Linked DNA regions of Mus musculus: region 1 is linked to region 2. Evidence: chromatin contacts called from ENCODE POLR2A ChIA-PET data. All regions are on one chromosome and are shown on one strand. The core of a region is the stretch at or near the end of the contact, and the rest is flanking DNA. Distances in the headings are between cores, read along the strand shown.

The links. ChIA-PET counts read pairs that join two places held with the same protein, here RNA polymerase II (POLR2A).
Region 1: POLR2A ChIA-PET joins it to region 2 with 10 read pairs in embryonic stem cell. The contact joins the promoter of Txlna here to the promoter of S100pbp in region 2. POLR2A ChIA-PET finds 5 or more read pairs at or near these places in 3 of 5 experiments (Patski and embryonic stem cell).

What each region holds. Positions count from the first base shown.
Region 1 is chr4:129,639,567-129,642,382 of GRCm38, forward strand. Txlna (taxilin alpha) reads right to left here and starts at 1,499. Exons shown (of 11, transcript NM_001199695.1): 1 at 1,405-1,499; 2 at 690-861; 3 at 1. The coding sequence starts at 855.
Region 2 is chr4:129,188,220-129,191,137 of GRCm38, forward strand. It overlaps S100pbp (S100P binding protein), which reads right to left and starts at 1,360. Exons shown (of 7, transcript NM_001379590.1): 1 at 1,323-1,360. Yars (tyrosyl-tRNA synthetase) reads left to right here and starts at 1,684. Exons shown (of 13, transcript NM_134151.5): 1 at 1,684-1,853. The coding sequence starts at 1,797.

The DNA of each region.
Region 1 (2,816 bases), core at 249-2,748, 450 kb after region 2:
CCTACAGCAGGAAAGATGAAGACACGGGATTAAAGTTCAGTGGTCATACCACTCGCTTGGATCTTCTTTAAGCCCAGATAAACACACTGGTGTGGGTTAAATGTTGTTTTATTTATTTATTCGGTTGAGTTAGGCTCTCTCTACAGGGCCCTGGCTGTCTTGGAACTTAGTATGCAGGCTGATCACAAACTCCGAGATCTGTCTGCCTCTGCCTCCTGAGTTCTGTGGACAATGGTGAGGGACACTAGGCCTGGCCTCAATTTAAGTTTTTTTAAACCCTAAGTTTGTTTAGTTATAAAACAAGTATTTCTAACACCCAAACATACTTGTTATAAAAGCCAACTGTGTAAAGCACCCCTGTGTGAGGAGCAGTTGGCATGTGGCAGACGCTGCACCTCATGAAGGACAATTACCCACCACTGGCAAGTGTTCTCTGGGAATATGACTTTGCTTACGGGGTGCTTCATTTGACTGTCTTCGTTTAAACCAGTCAGAGCATGCTCCCAAGGTTGCGCCCCACGGCTAAGAGTGGGAAGGTTCACCACCTCCCCAGGAAACAAAAGGATCACACAGAATGAGCATCGTTCATTCTATAGTTCCTTCTTCTTGGGTAAACACTGGCCTCAGAAGACAGACCAGTACCAGAAACTCCTCCCTCTGCCCACTGGAAAAGCAGAGCTGGCACACACCCTCGGTCTTCCCAGGAGCCTGGCTTGTGGAACCTTCGGCTTCCGCCCCAGGAGCTGTCTGTCTGGGTCGTCCATGGGCTCCCTCCGGTCCTGCTTCCCGTTGCCCCGGGCTGCCCTTCGAGTTGGAGTGTTTGGCAGGCCCATTCTTTTTGTCTTGGTTCTTCATTGTGATCTGCAAGGCCAGAAATGGGGCAGATCCTTTAAGGACCCAGTTGCTTTTTTTTTTCTAGACTTCAAAATTCTTCTTCACAACTAGATAAGAAATCCCCAAATCTGACGCTCGAAGCTTCAAACAGACCGGTCGGTCTTCGCCCGGGATTTCACGGTCCCATGGAAGGTTTCCGAGAAGCTGCCCCTGAGTGAGTGAGGGAAGGAAGAGGCCTCCTTTCTCCCGAATGCCACTTCTCGGCACCACACGGCTCCCTCTCGGCAGCCGGAGCGCGGGATTGGCTCAGAGCCGCAGACTGACGTGGCGGGATGCTCCAGTCCCGATCGGCTCCCCGCCCCACCAGGTCCCACGTGGGACCCCCGCGCGCGCGCGCGCACAGAAGCCACCCACACCCCACGCGCCCTCTAGACCTAGAGTACGCACGCGCAACACTGGGGCAGGCCGCCCTCCCCCCGACCCCCCGAATTAGTTGTTCCTCTACGGCCAACGCGTCCTGGGCCACAGACCCTCTGAAGAGCTCGTCCCACGTACAGCCCATAGACATACTTCACCACGGACGTCCGGCGGCGTCCTCCTCTCCGGCCGAGCACCGGAAACCTAGGTAACTGCTGCCAACAGGACCGCCCTCTCCTGCCGCAGCCAATCAACAGCAAACGCGGGCGCGGAGCTTGCTGGGAAAAAAGAAGTCAAGGCGGCTTTGGAGGCGGGAGTGGGAAAAACTACGAGCCCCTTCATGCCTCGCGGCGCCGCACAACTCCCGAGATGCAACCGAAAAGCATAGGAGCCAAATACCCTGAGGGTCCGAAATTATGTCATTGGTCGAGAGATTTTTGTCAGCCTCTTTTCTGGTACTGAAGCTATGATTGGCCTTAAACTTTGGCATTCTGGTCTTTTTTTTTTCTTTTTTTTTCATACACTCATTAGTCCTTTATAAACATGTATGACTTTCTATGATCTCTGAGAACTCGGAAGAGGGATAGAAAGGTAAACTAATTTGTTATGTGCCTGGCATTTTTTTCCCCTCTATTACAATAGAAGGTTTATAATAATTCAAACGTTTTTTCCTCGTATCCAGTAGCTTGATTCTCATAATTACTCGGATTAAGTACAAAATACTCAGTGATCTGTGAAATATACGATAGTACAGAAAAGCCTAGTTAAAATAAAACAAACTACTATTTGTTTGTTAGAGACAACATCTCGTTATATGTGGCTTTGGCAGGCCTGGAACTCCCTATGTAGATTAAATTGGCTTTGAACTCAAGAGTTTTGTCTGTCTTTGCCTCCCCATGGCTTGGACTAATGGCAAAGGCCACCAGGTAAAGGGTAAATAGTTTAAGGCTCCATCAATATTGTGTGGTTATAGCAGATTCAAAGCTGGAAGCCTGACACCAGCACCCATCCTTTAAAAATATTTCTTTGCCCCCTGAGTCAGGGTTTCTTTGTGTAGCCTAGTGTGTCCTAGAACGTAATCTTTGACTATGCTGGCTTCTAACTCAGAGCTGCCTACCAAAACCGGTTGGAACCATTCTCCGACACCACAGCTGTTCTCTGAGGCAATTTATGCCCCGCCTTCTAACCCCACCAGCTTGGCAATTACTCCCTCAGAAAGGGATTGAAGCCAGGGAGTTTGGCTTTAGGCAGGTTGGTAAACTCCCACCCTACCACCCCTGCCCCACTTTCTGCAAAGTATCAAGTGTTACTGCTTTAAAATGTTAGATTTTTCTCGTCTTTGTTCTTCATTATGATTTGCAGTGCCAGTGTAGGCTCAGAACATTAAAAAAAACCCCACAATTGTGATTTCAATTCTTTTGTTGTGTGGAGTTTGTTTTGTTTGATAAGGTCTTGCTTTATAGAGCTGGCTGGCGTGTAACTCTCTATGTAGATCAGGCTGTCCTAGAAACTCACGTGTTGAAATTACTGTTGGCTAAATGCTGCAGCCTCAAGAGGCTAGAGTC
Region 2 (2,918 bases), core at 110-2,609:
TTCAGGACAGTAAAACGCCAATGCCAAATGTATACTACACATCCTACCTAGTTCAGGACTCTAAAACCAAAACCACTACCCAACTGGGTCTGATATGCAGGACCAAAAGCAAGGATTTTGCAAAAGGGGGTGGAGGGGTACTCCTCATTGGCCTTTGATTTCCAACCTCTCCTAAACAAAATACACTACCCGTGAAGCAGACAGCATCCACCAAAAAAGGGTGTATCATCAAAATGAGCCCCTCCCAAAATTTTTTTTTTTAACAAAGGGAACTGACTATCTGAAAGAATTTGCAACTCCCTCTGGGCTAACTGCAAACAAGGTAAAATGGAAAGATAACCGGTCTGGAAATCTCTGCTTTAGGTAACAATTCCCCCAGACTAGGGAGCCAAGAATTCCCACACAGGCCCAGGCAGCAGATTTTTCTAAACTGAAGCAACAGGTTTCTTTTACAAGAATAGTCTATTAAAGCCTGGGGCTCTTAACAACCACGGGGGGGTGGGGGGGGGAGGACAAAAAACAAAAAATGAGGGCAGCCGGTGAACTCCGTCCTCATTTGGTGGCCCTCTGAAGAAGGGCTCACCTTAGGTGTCTGCAGCATTCCCTGCGGCCCTGGATGAAACCCAGCAACGGTGGCCCAGGGATACCTTGCGAGGATGCCCGCGGGCCTCCCCGTCGGGAACACTACCCGCCCGCCCGCCGCGCCCAGGGCCTCTGCACTTCCCTCCTCCTCCCACTCGGGAGAGCGAGTCCTCGCCTCCCCGCGGATAGCGGGAGGAGCGCGTGTTCCCTCCGCGCCCCTCCCCCCAGGGGCGACCCAGGTCCCCCCGCGGGCTCCGCCAGGGCACCCGACCTCAGGGGACAGACGCTGACTGCCACATCTCGGCAGGCTGCGGCCCGCGGTCGCCCGGAGTGGGTCGCCCTCTCCCGCCACGACGCCCCGCGGGAAGCCCGCCATCCCCGCTCTCCCTAGCAACAGCCTCCCGCGGGGAAGGCAGGCACCGGGAGAGGAAGACCCCCCCCCCCGCCCCCACTGGCAGGGCCGGCGGCCCGAGGACCTGACAGCTCCCTTTTCCTCAGCGGGATGAGGGGCGTCACTCGCCCACGGATGTGGAGGTGGGGGGCAGGGACAACCTCCCCGCCCGCCATCACCTCTGGCGCGAGAAGCAGCCCTTCCCTCAGCGAGACGAGCTTCCCTACTCCTCACGGGGGCAAGACGAAGAACGCGGCCCTGTGGAGAAGCAACAGGCGGCCCGCCCCCTCCCCCCCGACCCCTCGCCTAGACGACGGGCGCCGACCCTTACGTCCCGCCCGCTCTTCACCTCCGGAAGCCGGGCCAAAAGCCTGGGCGAGCGGCAGCACCTCACTCCGCCCCCTGCGCCATTTTATCGCCCCCTTCACGACCTCCCCCACCCCGAGGCAGCGGGGCCAACACCAGGGGGAGGGCAAGCAAGCAGTGATTGGCAGGAAACCGCCCCGCCCCTGAGAGGGTGCGTCATGGGCGGCCTTCCTAACCCCGCCCCCCAGCTCCACCTACACTGTTTTGGTTTTTTTTTTTTTGGATGGTTCCGCCCCTTCCTGTTTCATCGATTCTTTCGACTCTCTGCTGCTCCTGACTCGGGGATGCTCGGGGAGAGGAGGGGACAGACAGAATCTAGGCCTAGCAAGCGGAGCGACGAGCTCAGCTGATGCAACCCGACGGGACTAGCGTGACAGTTCCCGGCACGCGGAGACGACGGCGAACGAGGAAAGGGCGCGGGTGCCGGCTGAGCGCGGGAAACAGAGACAGCGGAGCCATGGGTGATGCTCCAAGCCCTGAGGAGAAGCTGCATCTTATCACCCGGAACCTGCAGGTCAGGCCTTGGTGGGGGGTTGGGATGCGCCGTTGGGTACCGAGAATTTGAAGTCCCATGATTCCCGATGCCAATCCCTAAACGAGTGGGGCCGCGGTCTCCGCGCCTGGGCGGCTCTACGGCCCTCTCTGCTAGTTGATCAGTCAAGCAGCCATTCTCAGGGTGCAAGAGAAACTCCAGTGGGCTCACCCTTTGTGTGCACGTAGCTTGTGCTCCAGCCATTCCTGGGGCTGGGAACCTCATTCCACCCATCCTATTCCATGCCGGGAGCACTGCTAGGCTCTAGGGAGTCAGGGCCATGTCTTTCCAGGACTCTGGCGGAGAGAACCGGAAATTTAAAAGGACCTATAACCCAAATAAAACACGTACTGAAAGTTCCTATGACTGAAGTTCTGAAAAGAAATAAGGGGCGAGCTGGCCGAAGAGATGGCTCTGAAATGGAAAGAAAGTACTGCTCTTACAGAAGACCCGTTTTCAGTTCCCAGCACCCATGTCAGGTTATTCGGTACGGCCTGTATCAGGGGATCTGACGTCCTCTTCTGGCGTGTGTGTGTGTGTGTGTGTGTGTGTGTGTGTTGTGTACACGCGGGCGCTGAGAACTGCATTTCAGACAGGGAAGACCCAAGGGGAAGCAAGAATATTGTAGAACAGGGAGAAGGCTAGGCTCAGCTCCGTGGTAAAGCATGAGTAAGGCCCTGGACTCAGCCTTCAGTGCCCTCACACACCCTTTGTCCAAGGACACTGATTTAAATGGAATAAAGCAAGCACAGTACTGCTCGGCCACCACAACTCCCTGCCAACAGAACCGTTTCCATCCCTGCCTGCCCGTGCCTCTGATGTTCCTCCACAGAACCTATTGCTGTCCTTTGACATGTTCTCTAAGGAGAGACAGGTAGGAGCCAAGTCATGAGGGGCTTGTAAACTTTGTTTTACAAGCCAGATAAAGACTGGACTAGAATTACGCTAAGGGCGGTTGCACCACCAAGCTATTTTTTTTTTTAAATTTACCTATCCTGGGTGTGGTGGTACATGCTACCTGTAATCTTAATACCTGAGAGTCAGAGA